2 separate regions of the Homo sapiens genome follow, and region 2 is linked to region 1. The links are chromatin loops, found by intact Hi-C in ENCODE. Cell type or tissue: endothelial cell of umbilical vein. All regions are shown on one strand. Links, peaks and the distances in the headings refer to the core of each region. The heading gives the core; the rest is flanking DNA.

Region 1 (11,646 bases), core at 1,188-6,187:
TTCTCCAAGTCCCCACCAGAGTAGCTAGCTACGGAGTGTCGATTGGTGCATTCACAAACCCTGAGCTAGACGCAGGGTGCTGATTGGTGTGTTTACAAACCTTGAGCTAGAGACAGAGTGCCCATTGGTGTATTTACAATCCCTGAGCTAGACATAAAGATTCTCCAAGGCCCCACCAGACTCAGGAGCCCAGCTGGCTTCACCCAGTGGATCCCGCACAGGGGTTGCAGGTGGAGCTGCCTGCCAGTCCTGCGCTGTGTGCCCGCACTCCTGAGCCCTTGGGTGGTCAATGGGATTGGGCGCCCTGGAGCAGAGGGTGGTCCTTGTTGGGGAGGCTCGGGCGGCACAGCAGCCCATGGGGCGGGGAGGCTCAGGCATGGCGGGCTGCAGGTCCCGAGCCCTGCCCCACGGGGAGGCAGCTGAGGCCCGGCAAGAAATCGAGCGCAGCGCTGGTGGGCTGGCATTGCTGGGGGACCCAGTACACCCTCTTCAGTTGCTGGCCCGGGTGCTAAGCCCCCCACTGTCCGGCCGGCAGGGCCGGCCGGCTGCTCTGAGTGCGTGCGGGGCCTGCCAAGCCCACGCCCACCCGGAACTCCAGCTGGCCCGCCAGCGTTGCACGCAGCCCCAGTTCCCGCTGGCGCCTCTCCCTCTACACCTCCCCCCAAGCTGAGGGAGCAGGCTCTGCCCTTGGCCAGCCCAGAAAGGGGCTCCCACAGTGCAGTGGTGGGCTGAAGGGCTCCTCAAGTGCTGCCAAAGTGGGAGCCCAGGCAGAGGAGGTGCCAAGAGCGAGCGAGGGCTTTGAGGACTGCCAGCACGCTGTCACCTCTCAGTACTTCATTCCTTTTTATTGCTGAATAATATGTAATTTTACAGTTAATACCACATTTTATGCATTCATCAGTTTACAGGCATTTGAGTTTTTTCTCCCTTATGCCTATTACGAGTAATATGGCTACTGGCATTCATGTACATGTTTTTAAAAAGTTATTGTGGTAAGATATGTGTAACATAAAATTTACCATTTTAACCATTTTTAAGTGTACAGTGATAAGTATATTCACATTGTTATGCAGCCATCACCACCACCTGTTTGCATAAGTTTTTCATTTTTGCCACCTGAAACTCTGTACCCATTAAACAACAACTCCCAAGTCTGCCATCCCCCCAACCTCTGGCAATCACCATTCTACTTTCTATCTCTATGAATTTGACAACTCCTGGAACCATGTGTAAGTGAAATAAATCATACAATATTTGTCCTTTATGACTGGCTTATTTCACTGAGTATAGTGTCTTCAAGGTTTATTCACATTGTAGCATGTGTCTAAAGTTCCTCCCCGACCAAAGGCTGGTACTGTTCCGTTGAATCTATATTTACCACATGTTGTTTACTCATTCAACTGATGACAGACACTGAGGTGGAGTTTTGCTCTTGTTGCCCAGGCTGGAGTGCAGTGGCACGATCTCGGCTCATTTGCAACCTCCGCCTCCTGGGTTCAAGTAATTCTCCTGCCTCAGCCTCCCAAGTAGCTGGAATTCCAGGCATGGGCCACCATGCCTGGTTAATTTTGTATTTTTAATAGAGATGGGGGTTTCGCCATGTTGGTCAGGCTGGTCTTGAACTCCTGACCTCAGGTGATCTACCCGCCTCAGCCTCCCAAAGTGCTGGGATTACAGGCATGAGCCACCACGCCTGGCCTGATCATGGACACTTTGGTTGCTTCCACTTTTTGGCTGTTGTGAATAATGCCAATATGAACATGGGTGTACAAGTATCTATTTGAGTTCTCACTTTTACTTCTTTTGGGTTTGTATCCATAAGTGAAATTGCTGGATTGTATGGTAATTTTGTTTCTAATTTTTTGAAGAACTGCCATATGGGTTTCCACAGTGGCTGTACCATCTTATCTTCCCACCAGCAGTGCACAAGGGTTCTAATTTTCTACATTTTCACCAACACTTGTTATTTTCTGTCATCATCATTTTTTTAATAATAACCATGGTGATGGTTGTGAGGTGGTATTATTGTGGTTTTGATTTGGATTTTTCTAAGGGATGGTGATATGATCATCTTTTCATGTGCTTATTCACTGTTTGCATATCTTCTTTGGAGAAGTGTCTATTCAATTCCTACTCCATTTTTGTGTTGGATTTTTATTTTATTCTTTTTAGAGACAAAGTCTCACTGTATCACTCAGGCTGGAATAGAGTGACATAATCATGGCTCATTGCAATCTCATCCTCCTGGGCTCAAGGGATCCTCCTGTCTCAGCCTCCTGAGTAGCTAGGACTATAGGTGCATGCCACTGCTTGGCTCATTTATTTATTTTTTGTAGAGATGGGGATCTCACTATGTTGCCCAAGCAGGTCTTGAACTTTTAGCCTCAAGGGATCCTCCTGTCTCAGCCTCCCAAAGTGTTGGGATTATAGGTGTGAGTCACCACACCCAGCTGGATTTTGTTGTTGTTGTTGTTGTTGTTTTTGACTTGTAAGAGTTCTTTATATATTCTGAATATCAGTGTCCTATCAGATGTGATTTCCAAATATTCCTTTCTGTGGGTTACCTTTTCACTGTATTAATTTAGTGTCCTTTCATATACAAAGTATGTTAAAAAGATCTTAATTTTGATGAAGTCCAGTTTGACTCTTTTCGGTTGCCTGTGCTACTGATGTCCTGGATTATCTGAGTGGGCTCTGGTAATCACAAGAGTCCTTATCAGAGGGAATCAATTAGTCCAGGAAAGGGATGTGATGCTGAAAGCAGAAATCTTGATGATGTGGCCAAGTGCAAAGGAATATAAGCAGCTTCTAGGAGCTGGAATAGACAAAGAACAGATTCTTCTCTAGAGCCTTCTGAAGGAATGCAGGCTTTGATTGTAGCTTTGTAATCTACTCCATCCAGGCTGCTGCAAATGCCAAACAGGCCTGTAAGACCTGTTTTAGACTTAATGACCTCTAGAACTGTGAGATCACAAATTTGTGTTGTTTTAAGCCACTATTGTTACACAGCATTAGGCAATTAATACAACTAGAATCAAAGGAGAGACTGAGAGCATGAAGATTATACATGAGACTTTTAAAATACTTTATTTCAGTAGGTTTTTGGGGAACCGATGGTGTTTGATTACATGAGTAAGTTCTTTAGTGGTGATTTCTGAGATTGGTACAACCATCACCCAACAGCAATGTACACTGTACCCAATGTGTAGTCTTTTATCCCTCACGCCACCACCCTTATCATTCATATGCTTTTGCGTCCTCATAGCTTTGCTCCCACTTATGAATGGAGAATATACGATGTTTGGTTTTCCATTCCTGAGTTACTTCAGTTAGAATAATGGTCTCCAGTTCCATCCAGGCTGCTGCAAATGCCATTATTTTGTTTCTTTTTATGGCTAAGTAATATTCCATAGTGTGTGTGTGTGTGTGTGTGTGTGTGTGTGTATATATATATATACACACATGTGCAAGTATCTTTTTCGTATAATAACTTCTTCTCCTCTGGGTAGATACCCAGGAGTGGGATTGCTCGATCTACTTTCAGTTCTTTAAGGAATCTGCGCCATCCACGTCAACATCTATTTTTTGATTTTTTGATTGTGGCCATTCTTGCAGGAGTAAGGTGGTACTGCATTGTGGTTTTGATTTGCATTTCCCTGGTAATTAGTGATGTTGAACATTTTTTCATATGTTGGCCATTTGTGTATCTTCGTTTGAGAATTGTCTATTCACGTCCTTAGGCTGTTTTTTGATGGGATTGTTTTTTTCTTGCTGATCTGAGTTCCTTGTAGATTCTGGATATTAGTCCTTTGTCAGATGTATAGATGGTGAAGATTTTCTCCCACTCTGTGGGTTGTTTACTCTGCTGATTGTGTCTTTTGCTGTGCAGAAGCTTTTTAGTTTAAGTCCCATCTCTTTATCTTTGTTTTTGAGGCATGAGACTTTTGATAGAATCTACATCTTGCTTTGCTCAGATTGGCTTAAACCCTACATTGATTCTAATCCATCACCAAGTCTTGACATCTTCCATGGAAATTTGAGAAGGGTTAGTGATATAAGCCAGTGGTACCTGCTACTGCAACTGGTATTGAGGCAGGAATTACTATTCATCATTACCTTCTTTTACTACCTATTCTAGATTTCCTTTATGCTGGGCCAGCATTTAAGCTGGTTTAAGTTGCTTCTGTCCTTTCGGCTTTCATCCTTGTGGGACTTGAGCCTTTAGTTGCCTTGCCTGTTTTGAGCCATGGTTGCTGTAATTTCCTGTTTACCCTATTAGCAAGCATGGAAATACCCTGCATTCCAGACAGATTGCTCCCTAATCTCATTGTGTACAACAGGTCCTAATAATCAGGGTCATTTATCACTGCTAGTATATTTATTCCTTTCTTTGCCTGCTCGTTCATCAGTATGAGAAGCCCATAGTGACCAAGTGGTGGTTGTGGCTTTAGGCTCCGTGAACCCCTACTGTGGAAGCATTACCCTCAGGATCTCTAGTACAGCAGAGATTTTAAATTGTGGGGATAGGAAATCCACATGCCATAAGTGAGTTACTGGGAGTGATGGTGAAGAGTCAATCTAACTTCTCTACCCCTTGGTTTCTAAACCCGTGCATCTCAGGTAGTAGGGATATAATACCCTAGCCATTGGTTCAGTGCATATGCTGCATCCCAAATGACCAGCAGAATGACTTCTTAATCGAGCTTTTAATTTAATGCACCACTTTATGATTTTGTTAGCCGGACAGTTTCTAGGTGATGTGGTATGTGGTGTAGGACCAGTGGATGCCATGGTCATGTGCTTAATGTTGTATCTTCTTCACCATTAAACGAGTCCTTTAGTTTGAGGTGATGTTAAAGTGAATCCCAGATTGGCAAAGCAAACATTTTGAAACCATTGAGGTACTGTAAATGTCCAGAGACACTCAGGGCAGGAAAGGCAAACTCATTTCTACAGTAAGTGTAAATCCTACTTCCCCTGGAATGCAAAGGTTCCAATTCCATCCTGCCACCTGCTCAGTTCTGTGTCTGATAAGTTGTTTCCTGCATTCTGCTGTGATCCTAAATTTTGCTAGATTTTTTAAATCTTATTAGTACTTTTAATTATATTTTTCAGAAATAAGCTGATTTTTTTGTTTTGTTTTGTTTTTTTTTTGAGATGGAGTTTCACTCTTGTTGCCCAGGCTAGAGTGCAGTGGCACTACTATCTCGGCTCACTGCAACCTCCACCTCCTGGGTTCAAGCAGTTCTCCTGCCTCAGCCTCCCAAGTAGCTGGGATTACAGGCATGTGCCACCAAGCCCAGCTAATTTTGTATTTTTAGTAAAGACAGGGTTTCTCCATCTTGGTCAGGCTGGTCTCGAACTCCTGACCTCAGGTTATCCACCCGCCTCGGCCTCCCAAAGTGCTAGGATTATAGGCATGAGCCACTGCGCCCAGCAAGCTGATTTTTTTTGATAATAGGGATGTGATAAACAGTTTTCACTTTAACGTAGTCAACTATATGATTCCATTTGTATGGAATTCAAGAAAAGGCAAACTGATGATAGATGTGTATAAGGCTTTGGTATGTTTTTGGTTTATTTTATTATATATATATATCATGTTTCCGTACCTTTTAATGTTGCAATAAAATTGTTTTGTCTGACATTAAAATTGCCATACCACCTTTTTTAAAAAATTGCCATACCACCTTTTTTAAAAAATTGCCATACCACCTTTTTAAAAAAAAGGTTTGTCAGAATTTATTTTTTTCATCTTTTCTCTGTTAATGTTTTAGTTCACTTTTATAAACAGCTTTAGTTGAATTTGTATGTTGTTTTTATTTTATTTTATATTATTTATTTTTTGAGATGGAGTCCCACTCTGTTGCCCAGGCTGGAGTGCAGTGGCACAATCTCGGCTCACTGCAACCTCTGCTTCCTGTGTTCAAGTGGTTCTTGTGCCACAGCCTCCCGGGTAGCTGGGATTACAGGTGCGTACCACCACACCCCGCTAATTTTTGCATTTTTAGTAGAGACAGGGTTTTGCTATGTTGACCAGGCTGATCTCTAACTCCTGACCTCAGGTGATCCTCCCACCTTGGCCTCCCAAAGTGCTGGGATTACAGGTATGAGCCACCATGCCCAGTCTGTATGTTATTTTTGTTATTTTCTGTTACAAATGAGTTAAATTCATTCACATCTATTTTAATTATGATATATCTGGATTTTTGTCATCTTGCTTTGTTTGCCATCCTTTTTCTTTGCTTCTCTTCTCCTTTCCTGTTTTTTGTTTTTTATTGATATATAATATTTTACATATTTACGAGGCACATGTGACATTTTGTTACATAGGATGTGTAATGATCAAGTCAGGGTATTTGGGATATCTATCACCTTGAGTATTTATCATTTCTATGTGTTGGGAACATTTAAAGTCCTCTCTTCTATCTACTTTGAAATACACAGTTTTGCTAGCTATAGTCACCTTAGTCTGCTATAGAATATTAGAATTTTTATACTTTTTCTTTAACAATATGTTTGTGTACATTGAGCAACCTCTTTTCATTACCTACCACCCATGTACCCTTCTCAGATTTTGGTGTCTGTCATTCTACTGTCTACCTCCATGAGATCATCTTTTAAACCCACTGAATGAGTTAGAACATACTATATTTGTCTTTCTAGTCCTGGCTTATTTCACTTAACATAGTGACCTCCAGGTCCATCCATGTTGCTGCAAATGACATGATTTCATTATTTTTTAATGGCCAAATAGTATCCCATTGTGTATATATGCCACATATGTCCATTAATCTGTTTTTGTTTTGTTTTGTTTTTAAAGGCAGGGTCTCACTCTGTCACCCAGGCTGGAGTGCAGTGGTGCAATCATGGCTCACTGCAGTGAGTAGCCGGGACCACAAGCATACCCCACCACACCTGGCTAATTAAAAAAGAATTTTTTTTGTAGAAATGGGGGTCTCACTATGTTGCCCAAACTGGTCTCAAATTCCTGGGCTCAAGCAGTCCTCCTGCCTCGGCCTCCCAGAGTGCTAGGATTACAGACCTAGCACTGTGCCTGGCCCCATACATCTGTTGATGAACACTTAGGTTGATTACATATATTTGCTATTGTGAATAGTGCTACAGTAAACATGCAAGTGCAGGTATCCCTTTGATATACTGATTTCTTTTCCTATGGATAACTACCCAGTAGTGGGATTGCTGGATCTTGTGGTAGTTCTGTTTTCAATTTTTTGAGAAATTTTTGTAGGTTTCCAAAAAGTATGTACTAATTTACATTCTTACCAACACTGTATAAGAGTTCCCTTTTTTTCTACATCCTTACCAGTGTCTTTTTTTCTTTTGTTTTACTTTTATTTATTATTTTGAGACAGAATCTCACTCCCTGTCACCTAGGCTGGAGTGCAGTGGTGTGATCTTAGCTCACTGCAACCTCTGCCTCCCAGGTTCAAGTGATTCTCCTGTCTCAGCCTCCCAAGTAGCTGGGATTACAGGTATGTGCCACCATGCTCGGCTAATTTTTTGTATTTTTAGTAGAGATGGGGTTTTGCAAAGTGTTGGCCAGGTTGGTCTGAAACTCCTGACCTCAAGTGATCTGCCTGCCTTGGCCTCCCAGAGTGCTGAGATTACAGACATGAGCTACCACACCTGGCCTTTTTTGTTATTTAAATAACAGCCATTTTAACTTGGCTGAAATGATATTTCATGTGGTTTTTATTTGCATTTCCTTAATGATTAGTGATGTTGAGCATTTTTTCATATACTTGTTTGCCATTTGTATGCCTTTCTTTGAAAAATATCTATTCATGTCCTTAGCCTACTTTTAAATGGGATTATTGGTGGGGTTTTTGTTTTTGTTGTTTGAGTTCCTTGTATATTCTAGGTATTAGTCACTTGTTGAATAGTTCGCACATATTTTCTCCCATTCAGCAGATTGTCTCTTCACCCTTTTTTTAGACAAATGCTCACTTTAATCACAGTTCTAAATTAATTATTTTCACGTTAACATAGATGTTCCCATAAACTGAGAAGAACTGAGCTAAGTATTATACATTTTTAATGGTTAATATGATTTGAAAATTTTTTATAAAAATTGATCAGAAGCTAGTTGAAATTCTCACCATAAATATAAAATATTGATTACAATTGTTTTTCACAGTAAATTGAGATCTGAGCTTCCTAAAAAGCTGTATTATCTAATATCATAATAGGGATGACTAAATACTTGACAACTACTTTCTGAAGACTGGCTTAACAAAAAGTTACTATTTGAAGAAACAGCTTTCCCTTGTTTATATTTACAAGAAAAAGGCTAACATTTTTGCAGAACTCTCATTTTATCATGAAGTGTGGACAGTCAGAAGCAGGTGGCTGTTGGTGGGGTGCAGTGGCTCACACCTGTAATCCCAGCACTTTGGGAGGCCAAGGCAGGCAGATCACTTGAGGTCAGGAGTTCAAGACCAGCCTGGCCAACATGGTGAAACCCTGTCTCTACTAAAAATACAAAAACTAGCTGGGTATGGTGGTGATTGCCTGTGATCCCACCTATTCGGGGAGGCTGAGGCATGAGAATCACTTGAACCCGGGAGGCGGAGGTTCCAGTGAGCTGAGATCGTGCCAGCCTGGGTGATAGGCAAGACTCCCTCTCAAAAAAAAAAAAAAAAAAAGGTGGATGCAGTGGTATCAAGAAAAAAGCATTTCAAAACATTTCCACTTTTATTAAAGGTTTTGACAATGAAGATATCACTAAATGTCTTCAAATTCTATTTGTTATAGAATAACCATCTAAATAGGAGACACATGCCATAATACAGCAACCATTTTAGTGTGTAAAATACTTCTGAACTCTTACTATGAAAAAATTTGGCTAAAATACAAAACATCTTTGCAATAAAACTGATAATATAGCTTAAGTAGCTTATAAGATTTCAGAAATGTCTTATGAAAGAAATGAGAATGTTTCCCTGTGCGAGATAAAACTGAACGGTTAACGTTAAGGTGCTATAAACTAGACAAAGCTGGAAAGGCACATCATGTAACTAGAAAAGAACGGCATGTGATGTGGACTTCCTCCATGTCAAACTGACAGGAAAATAGAATATGCTCTTCAGAAGGAAAGGCATGAGAAGATAATTCTTACAAAGCTCTCATTGAGATCTTGAAGAGCTTTACAGAGAACATAATCATAAAATGGCTAGAGATCATTTATAGGACATGGTAATGGATTCCTTTGTATTACAATACCTGCCTCAGATATAAACACAAATCAAATATAAACACCCTTGTAAAGCTGTGCTTCTTTCAGCCAAACATTTCTCTGGTACCACAGTCAGCCTCTAGTAGCATTTGGATGCAAAGGTTTAACTGGTGCTGATCTGGACAAGCCACAGCAGAGACTCTGATTTGGAGACTTCATGGACACTCCTGCCAGTGCGCTGCTGCTATTGCTGCTACTTCCAGATGCTGGTAGAACCATTTAGGTCTCTTGCTTTCAGCTGAAGGACTGCATATTTGTAATGGTTTCCTAGTGGCATCTGAAGAAAGATAAATCTCTTTTGGCGAGGACTGAGATTCTGATTTGATGGCAGCCAGAGCAGTCTACCAAAGTCACTAAAGCATTACATTTGGATTTAGGTTCCTTCTCTTTCTTTTCTACTGGGGATTTTACCTTCATTTCTTTTCTTTTTTTTTTTTTTAAATTTCTTTAACTTTACTTTTTCTCATAGAGGAGTCTTTGTCATTATCCTCACTCTCACCAAAATCAGAATCATCCTCAGAATCTTCACCAGTTGCCAAGTCTGGTTTGGTGTTATTAGCACTATTGCCATCACTGCCTTCCAGAAAAATTTTCCTCTGTTGTACCGCAGCTTTAGATGCTGCTTTTCTTTTCCCTTGAATACCACCATTGTCTTTCTTAGTAATCTTATCCAAATCTAAATAATCACTGGCTACACTGCAATTAGAGATACGAGGAGACTTACTCACTGTTTCTGTTCTACTATTGCCATGTTTTTCAACTCTTTTATCTTGAGACTTCTGCACATTAGTGGTGACTGTTGAAAGTTCCTTCACTGATAAAGCTAGTGCAACTTCTAAGTCTCTCTGGTAGAGCTTATCATCTAAAGCCATCCTTTTTTTTTTAGGGGTTTTCTCTTCTAGTGGGATTTCTTCTTTCTGGAGATTGTTCAAATTAGGTTTTGGTTTATCTTGTTTTAACTCCTTTGATGTTCTGGATTGCTTGTTTAAAGGTACAGTTGCAGAAACAAAATCATCATCACTGTCAGAGTCGCCAAACTGTGAGTAATTGATTGGTTTCTTACATCTCACAGGCTGCACCATGGTCCCTTTCAGGGCTTGATATTTACACTTCCCAAGTTCTTGTTGGCTGTAGTGGTGGTTTCAGTTCCCACCCAAAACCAGACATTGGCGCTCTCCCTTCACTCTTCATTGTTTCCTTTGCTGTGCAGAAGCCTTTTTTGTTGTTGTTGTTGTTTAATATAATCAGTTGGCTTTAAATATGTGGATTTATTTCTGAATTATCTGTTTTATTCCATTAGTCTATGTGTCTGTCTTATACCAGTACCATGCTGTTTTGGTTACTGTAACCTTGTAATGTATTTTGAAGTCAGGTAGTTTTATTCTTTTTGCTTAAGATTGTTTTGGTTGTTTGGGCTCCTTTTTGGTTTCATATGAATTTTAAGATTGCTTCTTCTATTTCTGTGAAAAAAGACATTGGTATTTTGATAGCCATTGCATTGAAAATGTAGATTGCTTATGGCAGTATGGTCATTTTAATGATGTTAATTCTTATTCTTGAGCATGGGATGTCTTTCCATTTGTTTGTGCCCTCTTTATTTTATCTAGTGTTTTGTAGTTTTTATAGCTATTGTAAAAAGGGAATGCCTTCTTGATTTCTTTCTCAGCTAGTTTGTTTTATTGGTATATAGAAACAGGTTTTGTATGTTGATTTTTTTTTAACACTCCCTACTTCACAGATGGATGCATATTGATTTATGTGTGTTGATTTTGTCCTGCAACTTTACTGAATTTATTTAGCAGAACTAAGTTTTTTGGTGGAGTCTAGGTTTCTCTAGATATAAAATCATATCATCAGCAAAGAGGGACAGTTTGACTTCCTCTTTTCTAATTTGGATGCCTTTTCTTTTTTTCCCTCTTGCCTGATTGGTCTGGCTAGGACTTGCAGTACTATGTTGAATAGGAGTGATTAAAGTGGGCATCCTCGTCTTGTTCCAGTTCTTAGAAGAAAGGGTTTCAACTTTTCCCCATTCAGTATGATGTTAGCTGTTGTCATATATGACCTTTGTTATGTTGAAGTATGTTTCTTTTATGCCTAGTTTGTTAAGAGTTTTTATCACGAAGGGACACTGAATTTTATCAAGTGCTTTTTCTGTGTCTGTTGAGATGAACATATGGTTTTGTCCTTTATTCTGTTGAGGTTATGAATCATATTTGTTGATTTGTGTAACCATCCTTGCCTCTCTGGGATAAATCTCACTTCATTGTGGTGTATTTTTTTTTTTTTAATGTTGTTGGATTCAGTTTGCCAGTATTTTGAGAATTTTTATCTCTGTGTTCATTAGGGATATTGGCCTGTAGTTTTCTTTCTTTTTTTTTTTAAATATT
Region 2 (11,646 bases), core at 3,144-8,143, 54 kb before region 1:
TCATTGTAGGTGGTCAATCAGAAACTGTACTATTTGATGGGGATGCTGTAGAGCAGTCATCCCCAACCTTTTTGGCACCAGGGACTGGTTTCATGGAAGACAGTTTTTCCATGGAAGGAGTCGGCGGGTGGGGGGTGTGTTCACGAATGGTTTCAGAATGAAGCGGTTCCACTTCAGATCATCAGGCATTAGAGTCTCATAAGGAACATGCAACCTAGATCCCTCACATGCACAGTTCACAATAGGGTTTGTGCTCCTGTGAGATATAATGTTGCCGTTGATCTGACAGGAGGTAGAACTCAGGCAGTAATGCTCGCTTGCTCTCCACTCACCTCCTGTTGTGTGGCCTAGTTCCTAACAGGCCACAGACTAGTACTAGTTCATGCACTGAGGGTTGGGCACCCCTGCTGTAGAGAGAAGATATACTTACTCTCAAAGGAATTGGAGTAGATGATCCCCAAAATCTTTTAAACTCTCATGGTCTTTAATTCTATGTATTGTAATATATATTAATGTATATATTTAATAAAGGTTAATCATATACAATGCTACTGTATATGGTATTGTATAGTAACCGTAAACAATAGCATTGTACATGATTTACCTTTATTAAATATATGTTAATATATGTATATATTTATGTATTGCATATTCTCATTATCACCAGATTGCCTAAATTAATGAAAGGTGAAAATGGCTTTTTAAAAATTTGATCTTGGATTATTTAAAAAAATATTACTAACATGTCTTTTGCTTGGGGACACTAGTGTATAAAACATTATATGAACAGTGTTTAAATTGCAATAAACAAATTTACATTGTTGTTAGCATGTCAGATGCAAGTAAATACTATTTTAATTTCTTTGTTAAATCTAAAAGGAGAAAAGTGAGCCAGAGTCAACTCATCCCAATTCAGATGAATTGTGTGTTTATTATTTATTTATTTTTGAGACGGAGTTTCACTCTTGTGGCTGAGGCTGCAGTGCAGTGGCGTGATTTTGGCTTACTGCAACCTCTGCCTCCCGGGTTCAAGCGATTCTCATGCCTCAGAAGAGTAGCTGGGATTATAGGCACCTGCCACCACACCCAGCTAAGTTTTGTATTTTTAGTAGAGGAGGAATTTCACCATGTTGGCCAGGCTGGTCTTGAACTCCTGACCTCAGGTGATCAGCCCGCCTTGGCCTCTGAAAGTTCTGGGATTACAGGTATGAGCCACTGCACCTGTGTGTTTAAAATTCAGGACTTCATCATCACCACCACCACTGTCTCACTATCACCATCATTGCTAACATATATATATAGCATTTATTATGTGTCTAGCTCTGTTGTAAACATACCACACATATTAACTCATGTACTTTTCCCCAAAATCCAACGAATTAAATACTGGTATTGCCATTTTTGTAACTTATTTTGTAGTAATTTCAAACTTACATAAAAGTTGCAAATATAATACAACAAACTCCTGGGTAAAAGATAACTCTCTTATTATTCTTCACCCAAGTTCTCCAATTGTAAACATTTTACATTTGTTTTGCCATTCATTTTCTTTTTCTGAACCAATCGAAGGTAAGTTGCAGAGGTGATATCCAATTATCCCTAACTACTTAAGTGTTTTCCTTTAAGACAAGGACCCTCTCCTGCATAACCACAGTGTTATCACCAAAATCAGAAATTTCACATTGATATAATTCCACTATCTAATCCACACACCACATTCAAAATTTGTCATTTGTCCTAACAATTTCCTTTTTGAAAAAGTATTTCTTACTTTTGGTCTAGAATCAAAGTCAGGATTATGAATTACATTTAGTTGTTATGTCTCTTTAATCTTTAATTTGTGACATTTCCTCAATCCTTCCTTATCTTTAGTGACCTTGACATTTTTGAGTTCAGGCCTTTTTCTTTTTTTTTTTTTTTTGTAGAGTTCCTCATTTTAGGTTTGTCTGATGTTTCTTCTTGATTAGATTCAGGTGATACATTTTTTTTTGGCAGGAATGTGATAGAAGTGAAATTGTATTCTTCCAAATGTATCATATTAAAAGGCACATAATATTGTTTTTTTGTTGGTGATGTTAACTTTGATGGCTTAAGGTGATAATTTCTCCACTGTTAAGTTATTCTCTTTCCCTTTGAATTAATAAGTATTTTGTAGGAAGACACTTTGAGGCTATGTAAACATCTGGTTTCTTAACAAAGTTTCACTTGCTTATTTTATGATTCTTGCATAAACTGTTACTAGGATGATTGCCAAATTGTAGTTTTTCTAATTACAATATTTGTTTTCCATTTACTAGTTGGGATTCTATTGTACAGAAGTTTTTTCCTCTCCCTTCTTATTGGCTTATTTCCATCAGCGTGGACTTGTGGATTTCTATTTTATCCAATAGATTATAAGCCATTACTATCACTATTGGTTTTGATGCTGAAAATGCTCCAGTTCCAGCCATTGGGATACCCTTCAAGCCAGCTCCTGTGTCCTTTTGGCATCTCTGTATCATTCTGAGAGTACTTTTTTGGGGTGCAAGACATTTCAGGCTCTTCTGGTATTTTTTCTGCCACAATCATTGCAGTTATTTCATCAGCTGTTTCTCCACTGAGCTCTGGTTCCTTTTACTTGAGAATGGATTTTTAGAACCAAGATCTGGATGCTAGGTGTGGTCATTGCTACTGGAGTGTTACTGTTTTTAGGCCATTTTAGCAGACAGAGCTAGGAAATTCACACACACACACCCACACACACACCCCTATATCTATTTATATATCTTTCTGTCCATTTATATTAAAACTCATGAATTTACTCCAATATCTCTAGCTCTACTCCAACACTACAGGGTTCATTCTAGTCTTCACCCTTATTCTATTTGTAACTTCCTTCTCTCTTGGTAAAAAAATCTGGCTTCCATTATCCTCGATATATTTAACTATTTACTCATTCTTCTTTTATGTAACCAATCTCCTGACCTCACAGGCCACCTCCTTGGCCCCAATTCTTCCTCAGATTCAGGCCTGCTTATCGACCAGTCTCTTCCCGACATAAATTAAACAACTAGAAGGTTGTGGAGCAGAAATTCAAACCTCAGTGCTGTAATTACTTGATAGAGAGCCCTTTATTAGGTCTTCAACACCAATGGAGTTGATTTGTGAAACAGCTTCTGTGAAAATGCTCATGGAAAAAAGGCCCTTGGACTAATGAGATGAAGATTTATCCACACAGAGTGTCAGCCCCAGAGATGTGCCTTCCATAAGAAACTTGGGAGCATCAAGCCAAATGCTCTACCTGCCAAGAACCACAGCAAGGGGATTCTCCAAAATTGGTGAGGTTCAGGGACCAGACAGCCAGCACCACCAGTGCTATAAATATCACACTGTGTTTTATCATATCAAGAGTACATTTCATTAAGATGTAAACATATTACTTTGCTATATTTCTGTAGAGGGAAATACTGCTTTTATTACAGATTCTTAGATTGAAATTCTAGGAGCTGGATGATGGTGTCTTCTCTTTTAGTGCTGACTTCATTTCCTGGTCCAGAAGATCAGAAATCTGTTCATGTTTTAGAGAACAGCATGAGGTCCATCTGTTCAGGTCAGATTTTTCCAAATTAACATAAAGATTTATGGGGTGGTAACTTATGTAAGAAAAGCCAAAGGTAATTATATTCTTTGCTGCCATTTGGAACTTACATTATGTTTTTGGTTAGTAATGAAAATATACTAGTATGTATCTACACACACACAACACACACACACACACACACAGAATTCTTTCAAACACTATGATAAAGTCATCCTCTTCAGTTTGTATAATATTTCACCTCTGTTTTGGTTTAGGCACCAGACACCATCCATTCAAATTTTCTCTGTAATGTGGTCTGTTTATGTACAGTTTTCCTTCCAACAGAAGGCACAGAAATAAAAGAGCTACAATTGGCTTCTTGGGTGACTATTTTAGTGTGACTGAAATACAGAGTAATGATTTTTTTCCTCTGATGAAAATAGCTTGATTTTTTTCTGATTTCAAAGGAAATATATACATATATGAAAAACAAACAGAAAAGAGAGAAAATACCATATAATTGAATTTCCACCATTTGCAAGGATAAATAGAATCACATCATGAATACTCATTGACATCTTTCTTTTTACTCAGCAATATGACATGAGGGTTTTCTTATGTAAATATATATACATATAAATTACCCTTTTAGATGGCTGCATATTACAGTAATGATTTTCTTTAACCAGCATCCCATTAATGAGAAGTTTATTTCCAATTTTTCATTGTATAAAGAAAGCCATGATGAATATTTTTGCATGCACATCCTTATATACTTTGCTGGTGATGATCTTAGGATATATCCCTGAAAATAGCATTGCTGGGTCAAAGAGTTCACATATTTTAAATTTTGACACCACATGTTCCTGGTACAATTAACTCTTTTTTTTTTTTTTGAAACAAGGTCTTGCTCTGTCACCCAGGGCGGAGTGCACTGGTACAATCTTGGCTCACTGCAACCTCTGCTACCTGGCTCAAGCAATCCTCCAGCCTCAGCCTCCCATGTATACAGCTGGGACTACAGGCGGGAGTCACCACGCCCAGCTCATTTTTGTATTTTTCTGTAGAGATGGGTTTTTGCCACGTTGCCCAGGCTGGTCTCAAATCTCCTGAGCTCAAAGTGATCTGCCTCCCGAAGTGTTAGGATTACAGGTGTGAGCCACTGTGCCCGGCCATAAAATTAACTCTTGATGAGGTGAATTACAGTATGTATATTCTTTATATATAATGTCCCTGTCAATGACAGAACTTGGTAAAGTCTCTTCAATTTTGCAGTAGCATATACATATATATATATATATATATATATATATATATATATAAATGCACACACAACGTGTGTGTGCTTGTGCATGCATGTTCTCCTACAGACATTAAAGGAGTGTAGTGATTTTAATAAATCTAGGTATGCTACTTAACCAATCAGATGTTGTTAGGTTTATTCAAAATTTGACATATGGTTTGGTCTGAAACGATGGCATCTGGTAACCATTTCTTATCTTACATTGATTTTAATGAAATATGGTATATGGGAAGAGGTGACTGAGTTGTAATTTTAGTGAGTGGTATCTATAGTGTGAAGAATCAACGGTGTCAATAGTATGAAGAATCAGTTATGATTAAGCCAAACCAAATTTGTAAAATTTTGAACTGATTCATTTGGTATATTTTTAAGTTTTGGCCTCAAGAAGGAGTTCAGGCTTGGCTTTTTTGTGGATAAATAGTAGCAAAAATAGGACAAATGTGAGCATGTGGTGCATGTAGTGTTTGAAGGATTTGATAGTAGCTTCTGTTGATCCTGGGGTGTTCTTTTTTTGTTCAGGAACTGATGCATATCCTGGGCAGTTGGAAGCCTTCTTTAAACTCAGCTGGGCTGCTCTGATGATCTCTCAAGAGTTAGGTAAATTACAAACAACCAAGAAGTACAACTTTAACATGCATATTGGAACAGCCCAGTAATTTTACATTTAATTAGCATCTAACCTAATTGGGTATTTAACCATTTAAACAGAAACATAAAAAATCATGGAAATAGAAAAGATCATTTTATTCCTGCTTCTCCCCCTTCTAGTGATGGCTCCTTCCTACCCTTAACAGCTTCACCCAGCACAGCTGAATTTAAAGCTGCTGACTCACAGGAAGGTGATTCTGCTTTTTTTTTTTTTTTAACAGAAGGAAAGTTAAGTGGTAGATGATAAATGTGTTCATTGAGGATGGCATATTTTATGCAAATTGATAAATCCACTGATTCAAAGATTAGAAAGGCTCTTTCCTGGAAAGGAAGTGTCGATTATAAATGGTGAAGACTTGCATACTTGCATTCTAGCAAGTTCTTAGCTGCCAGCCAACACATTCATCACCAAGTGCCAGAATGGATTTTAAAATGTCACAACACAAATTGCTCTGCTCAAAATCAGGCACCATCATAGTCACACAAGCCAAACCAACCTGCTTGTTTAAAAGTGCCACATAAAGTTTTTTTTTCAACCTCAGTTAACCTTTTCCTTTCCTGGTATGCCTGGTTCATTGCAGTCTCCTAAAGTCATGAACCTTGACTGAGTAGAGAGAGGCCAGGCTTCTCCCTTTGACTTTGCCTGTACAGCAACTAACTGGTCCAGGTGCTTTTAAACTGATGGTAAGACTAAATGTTTAGCCCAGCTCTAACCAGACTGATAACTCTCACCCCTACCTTTTCCCCTATACCTTCTGCTCTTATTTATTTCTTTTGTTTTTCTCAATCTTTTCCCTCCCAGAGCCAGCTGTTGACTTCTAGAAGCTACTGCATAGCTGATAAGCCCCTGACTATTCCTTCCCTAATTTTCTGCTTTAGAACTGTCAGTGGAGTGTCCAGCTCAAACCTGGGCTAGCCCTCCTGTTTGATGCTTCTCTTAGCAGCCCCTACCTCAATACCATCAGATCTGTCTTCTTACCTCCCCTCATCTCCAAGTCCCTTAGTTGTAATTTCCACCCACTTCTATAACCCAGACTGACACAGCCCAGCAAAATCCTCAGGTCTGTCTACCATTCTCCTATAGCCTAGCTCAGCCCAAAATTTCTTAGTCCCTTTAAATCACATTCTACCTTGCTCCTCCCAACATTGCCCACTCTGGAATCCAGTATCCATTACTTTTCCTAGTCCAACTAAGCAGCCTTCATCCCCAGTCTAATTGGTTGGGGGGACTGCCACACCTTCAGCTTCAGTGTATCTTCCCTCTTGGGAAGCTTCTGCTTTTCAACCCAAAATAAGGGTTCTCTTGTACCCAGGTAGCCCTCTTTTAAGCTGATTTTGGCTAGCATGCCAAGGAGCTTATCATTCACCCTAGTGTGCCCAGATTTTTTTCTAGCCTGAAATAAGTGAGCTGTCATCCAGTTCTGGCACTTTTGTGCTTCCGTTAGTACTGCAGGGAGTCATCCTCAAAGAGCATTATCACCACTGACCTGTCACCAGAAAGGCACAGTGATGATGATAAATTTGGACTGATTCATCCATATTCTTCCCCTGGTTGTTGCCCTTCTTTTCTTTCTTCCTCCTCCTCTTCCTCCCCTCCCTCCCTTCCTCTCTCTCTCCCTCCCTCCCTCTCTCCCTTCCTTCTCTTTTTCTCTCTTTTCCTTCCTTCTTTCCTCCCTCCCTCCGTCTCTTTCTCTTCTTTCTCTCCCTCTCTTTTTTCTTTTCTTTTCTTTTGACAGAGTCTCACTCTGTCATCCAGGCTGAAGTGCAGTGGCGTGATCTTGGCTCACTGCAACCTCTGCCTCCCTGGTTCAAGTGATTCTCCTGCCTCAGCCTCCCTGGTAGCTGGGACTATAGGCGCATTCCACCATGCCTGGCTAATTTTTTATTTTTAGTAGAAATGGGGTTTCACCATGTTGGTCAGGCTGGTCTCGAACTCCTGACCTCAGGTGATCTGCCCGTCTGAGCCTCCCAAAGTGCTGGGATTACAGACGTGAGCCACTGTGCCTGGCCCTTTTTTTTTTTTTTTTTTTTCTTTTGAGATAGGGTCTCACTCTGTTTCCCAGGCTGGAGTATAGTGATGCGATTTTGTTTTTTTTTTTAAGGGACGGTTTCGCCATTTTGCCCAGGCTGGTCTTGAACTCCTGAGCTCAAAGTGATCTGCCCGCTTCAGCCTCCCAAAGTGCTGGGATTGCAGGCATGAACCACCATGCCCCACCCCTCCCCTGGTTCTTCTAAGCAAGAGGATGTATTTGCAAGATGGTTGGCAGGGTCAGGAGTGCAGTCAGTGGCTATGGAAATAAAAGTTAGTTGTTGCTATGGTAAAACAGAGCTGCACCCTATCTAAAGGATGGACACAACACCAAAACTAGATTCCGGAATGTAACAAACTTATCATTCCTCAGACTCTCAAAGTAAATTTTTTTCTCAAGAATAACAAGCTCATGGATAGAATGAAGGATTTCATATCCTACTAATTTTTGAGTCAGATATCAGTTCCCTACTGGCCAATAATGTGAATATAAATATCAGAGTCCAGCCGGACATGGTGGCTCATGCCTGTAATCCCAGCACTTTGGGAGGCCGAGGTGGGTGAATCACCTGAGGTCGGGAGTTCGAGACCAGCCTGACTAACATGGAGAAACCCCGTCTCTACTAAAAATATAAAAAAATTAGCCGGGCGTGGTGGCGCATGCCTGTAATCTCAGCTACTCAGGAGGCTGAGGCAGGAGAATTGCTTGAACCCAGGAGGCGGAGGTTGCGGTGAGCCGGCAAGGTGCCATTGCACTCCAGCCTGGGCAACAAGAGTGAAACTCCGCCTCAAAATAAATAAATAAATAAATAAATAAATAAATAAATAAATAAATATCAGAGTCCATTCCCAAGGATCCCCAAAATAACATTTTTAGCATAAATACCTAAGAGTCACCATCAGACAGCCATGTCCACAAATCGTGTGGAAAAACCCCAGTTTATATTCAATTGAAAGTCTAAAATTATATCCTTTTTACTCTGAAAAATCTAAAATGTGGAAGAGAATCACTTCTGACTAGTATAAACAAAAAGTAATAAGCAATCATTTTAATACAGGATTTAATAAGTTGTCTTAATATTTCTGATAAATATTCAGATGATTACTTTGAAGTATTTTGAAATAAAGATACTTTCCATATTTCATAAAGCTACTTTTAATATATTAACATTTATTGCTCTTGAGTTCAAAGTATATCTTATTCTAGCCACCAAAACATTTAGAAAATAGAAAAAAAGGTAAAAACTAATTTTTTTATCTCTTATATTTCAGACACTTAATACCCTTACCCCATTCACTGAATCCAATTTCATTGCTATTTCCTTGTTTTGTCCTTTTGAGTGGTTCGGGATCTGCTTCAAATGACAAAGAGATGTGAGTAATAGGGTTCAACGTCTTTCTTATTTTCAGATTTAAAGCTCTTCAATGATGTAGCTCAAAATGAAAGTTCTTTCAATCCAACAACTTTGCAGAGATGCTGATCCCTCTCCCAGGTGAATCCTGGCCAGGCCTTTCTGACAATCCTGGGATACCCTGGGGCCAGTATAGAGTTCAAGGGCAGACCAGACTGGGGGAGGGGTTCCTGAGGGACCTGGAACCAGCATCACCAGCACAGTCAGAATTGCAACCTAGTGGCAAAGATAACTGTGAGAACAATCTCAAAGGTGGGGCCAGGACAGAAATGGTAGAATAAATAGCAGAGCTTGTGATGGTTATTATAGGATGGGACAAAACTCAAGGAGCAGTTGTAGAATGCAGTTCAGGACCAAGTCATTATTTTTGTTTAATCAACTTTTATTAAATGTGCTCTGGGTGCCAGGAACGCAAATATGAATGAGAGCTCTCTTGCCATTATGGAATTCACAAAGGAGACTGTGACTTGGCATGTTCCCTTTAGATGGTGCCTGGATTTGTTGGAGGAGTGGACATGGCAGCTTAAATGAGCCCTCTTGGGCTGTGCACAACCCAGAAATTTCGAGGTGTGCCAGTGTGTCTGTCTAGTATCATTGTGGGAGGATGTAGAGTCATTCTATGATTGTTTCTGACATCTCTGTAGCTCTGAGTCTTCTTAGAAGGAGCACTTTAAAAATCAGAGTTCTGGGCCAGGCATGGTGGCTCATGCCTGTAATCCCAGCACTTTGGGAGGCCAAGGTGGGCGGATCATGAGGTCAGGAGATCAAGACCATCCTGGCTAACACGGTGAAACCCCGTCTCTACTAAAAATACAAAAAATTAGCCAGGTGTGGTGGTGGCCGCCTGTAGTCCCAGCTACTCGGGAGGCTGAGGCAGGAGAATGGCGTGAACCCGGGAGGCGGAGCTTGCAGTGAGCCGAGATCGCGCCACTGCACTCCAGGCTGGGTGACAGTGCGAGACTCTGTCTCAAAAAAAAAAAAAAAAAAAAAAAAAAAAATCAGGGTTCTGGCAGGGTGTGGTAGCTCAGGTGTGTAATCCCAGCACTTAGGGAGGCTGAGGTGGGCAGTTCACTTGAGGCCAGGAGTTCGAGACCAGCTTGGCCAATGTGGCAAAACCCTGTCTCTACTAAAAAAATACAAAAATTAGCCGGGTGTGGTGGCACACACCTATAATCCCAGCTACGTGGGAGGTTGAGGCAGGAGAATCCCTTGAGCCCAGGAGGTGGAGGTTGCAGTGAGCTGAGATTGCTCCATTGCACTCCAGCCTGGGCGACAGAGTGAGACCCTGTTTCAAAAAGGCTGGGCGCAGTGGCTCAAGGCTGTAATCCCAGCACTTTGGGAGGCCAAGGCGGGAGGATCACCTGAGGTCACAAGTTCGAGACCAGCCTGGCCAACATGGCAAAACCCTATCTCTACTTAAAAATAAAAAAATTAGCTGGGCATGGTGACGCACCCCTGTAGTCCCAGCTACTGAGGAAGCTGAGGCAGGAGAATCCCTTGAACCCAGGAGGTGGAGGTTGTGGTGAGCTGAGATTGCCCCACTGCACTCTAACCTGGGTGGCAGAGTGGGACTCTGTCTCAAAACAAAACAAAAAAATCAGAGTTCTGAGTGAATTTTACTACTTACCCTTTGCCCTTAGCCTAGCTGAGCCTAGATGAAGGTTTGAGTAGAAGTGATTGGGAGGTGGACAGGCTGTGCAAGTTATAAGAAAACAAATTTGCTGGCCGGGCACGGAGAGAATCAAGGAGAATTGCTTGAACCCGGGAAGCGGAGGTTGCAGTGAGCCGAGATTTCGCCACTGCACTCCAGCCTGGCGACAGAGTGAGACTCCGTCTCAAAAAGAAGAAAAAAACAGCCAGGCGCGGTGGCTCACACCGGTAATCCCAGCACTTTGGGAGGCCGAGGCGGGCGGATCATGAGGTAAGGAGATCGAGACCATCCTGGCTAACACAGTGAAACCCTGTCTCTACTAAAAATATAAAAAATTAGCTGGGTGTGGTGGCACGCGCCTGTAGTTCCAGCTACTCGGGAGGCTGAGGCAGGAGAATTGCTTGAACCTGGGAGGCAGAGGTTGCAGTGAGCTGAGATTGCGCCACTGTACTCCAGCCTGGGAGACAGAGCGAGACTCCGTCTCAAAAAAAAAAAAAAACAACAAATTTGTTGACTGGGCGTGGTGGCTCACACATGTAATCCCAGCACTTTGGGAGGCCCAGGCTGACTGATTGCATGAGGCCGTGAGTTTGAGACCAGCCTGGCCAACATGGCAAAAATCCTGTCTCTACAGAAAATACAAAAATTAGCTGGGCATGGTGGCTAACACCTGTAGTCCCAGCTACTCGTGAGGCTGAGGCACGAATTGCTTGAACCTGGGAGGTGGAAGTTGTAGTGAGCAGAGATTGGGCCACTGCACTCCAGCCTGGGCGACAGCAAGACTCTCTGTCTCAAAAAAAAAAAAAAAAAAAAAAAAAGAAAACAAGACAAAACATTCTTTCATGTACATTCAATGGAAAAACTTCAAAATTGTTATCTGTTTATTTTCACATATGTGGCATTTCCTGTGATTGTTATGAACCTAATCCTGTATAAGGGTAGTTTGTCATCCCATTTGCCTTTCAGCTTTCAGAGAGCTGAAGTTAATGTGTTCAAAGCCCTTGTTGGTTCCATATTAACTAGCCATTAAAAGTGATATTATGT

Evidence for each region. Peaks named below come from ENCODE experiments on the same cell type or tissue, not always from the same donor. Only the 100,000 strongest peaks of a DNase experiment are listed, where the experiment ranks them.
Region 2: a loop joins it to region 1, with 2.9 times the contacts of the local background. A loop is called at or near these places in 1 of 110 quality-filtered maps.

What each region holds. Positions count from the first base shown.
Region 1 is chr3:136,889,736-136,901,381 of GRCh38, forward strand. All of the region lies in intron 1 of NCK1 (NCK adaptor protein 1), which reads left to right. It also overlaps the pseudogene RAD51AP1P1. Among named protein-coding and RNA genes, the nearest start is that of NCK1, 33 kb to the left of the region's middle. In endothelial cell of umbilical vein, for the core only: no CTCF peak of the experiment used is centred there; DNase peaks (open chromatin) are centred at 2,826 and 4,286; H3K27ac peaks cover 3,547 bases.
Region 2 is chr3:136,833,403-136,845,048 of GRCh38, forward strand. All of the region lies in intron 1 of SLC35G2 (solute carrier family 35 member G2), which reads left to right. It overlaps NCK1-DT (NCK1 divergent transcript), which reads right to left. Exons shown (of 3, transcript NR_110177.1): 3 at 8,574-9,167. Among named protein-coding and RNA genes, the nearest start is that of SLC35G2, 20 kb to the left of the region's middle. In endothelial cell of umbilical vein, for the core only: no CTCF peak of the experiment used is centred there; DNase peaks (open chromatin) are centred at 5,459 and 5,589; H3K27ac peaks cover 3,012 bases.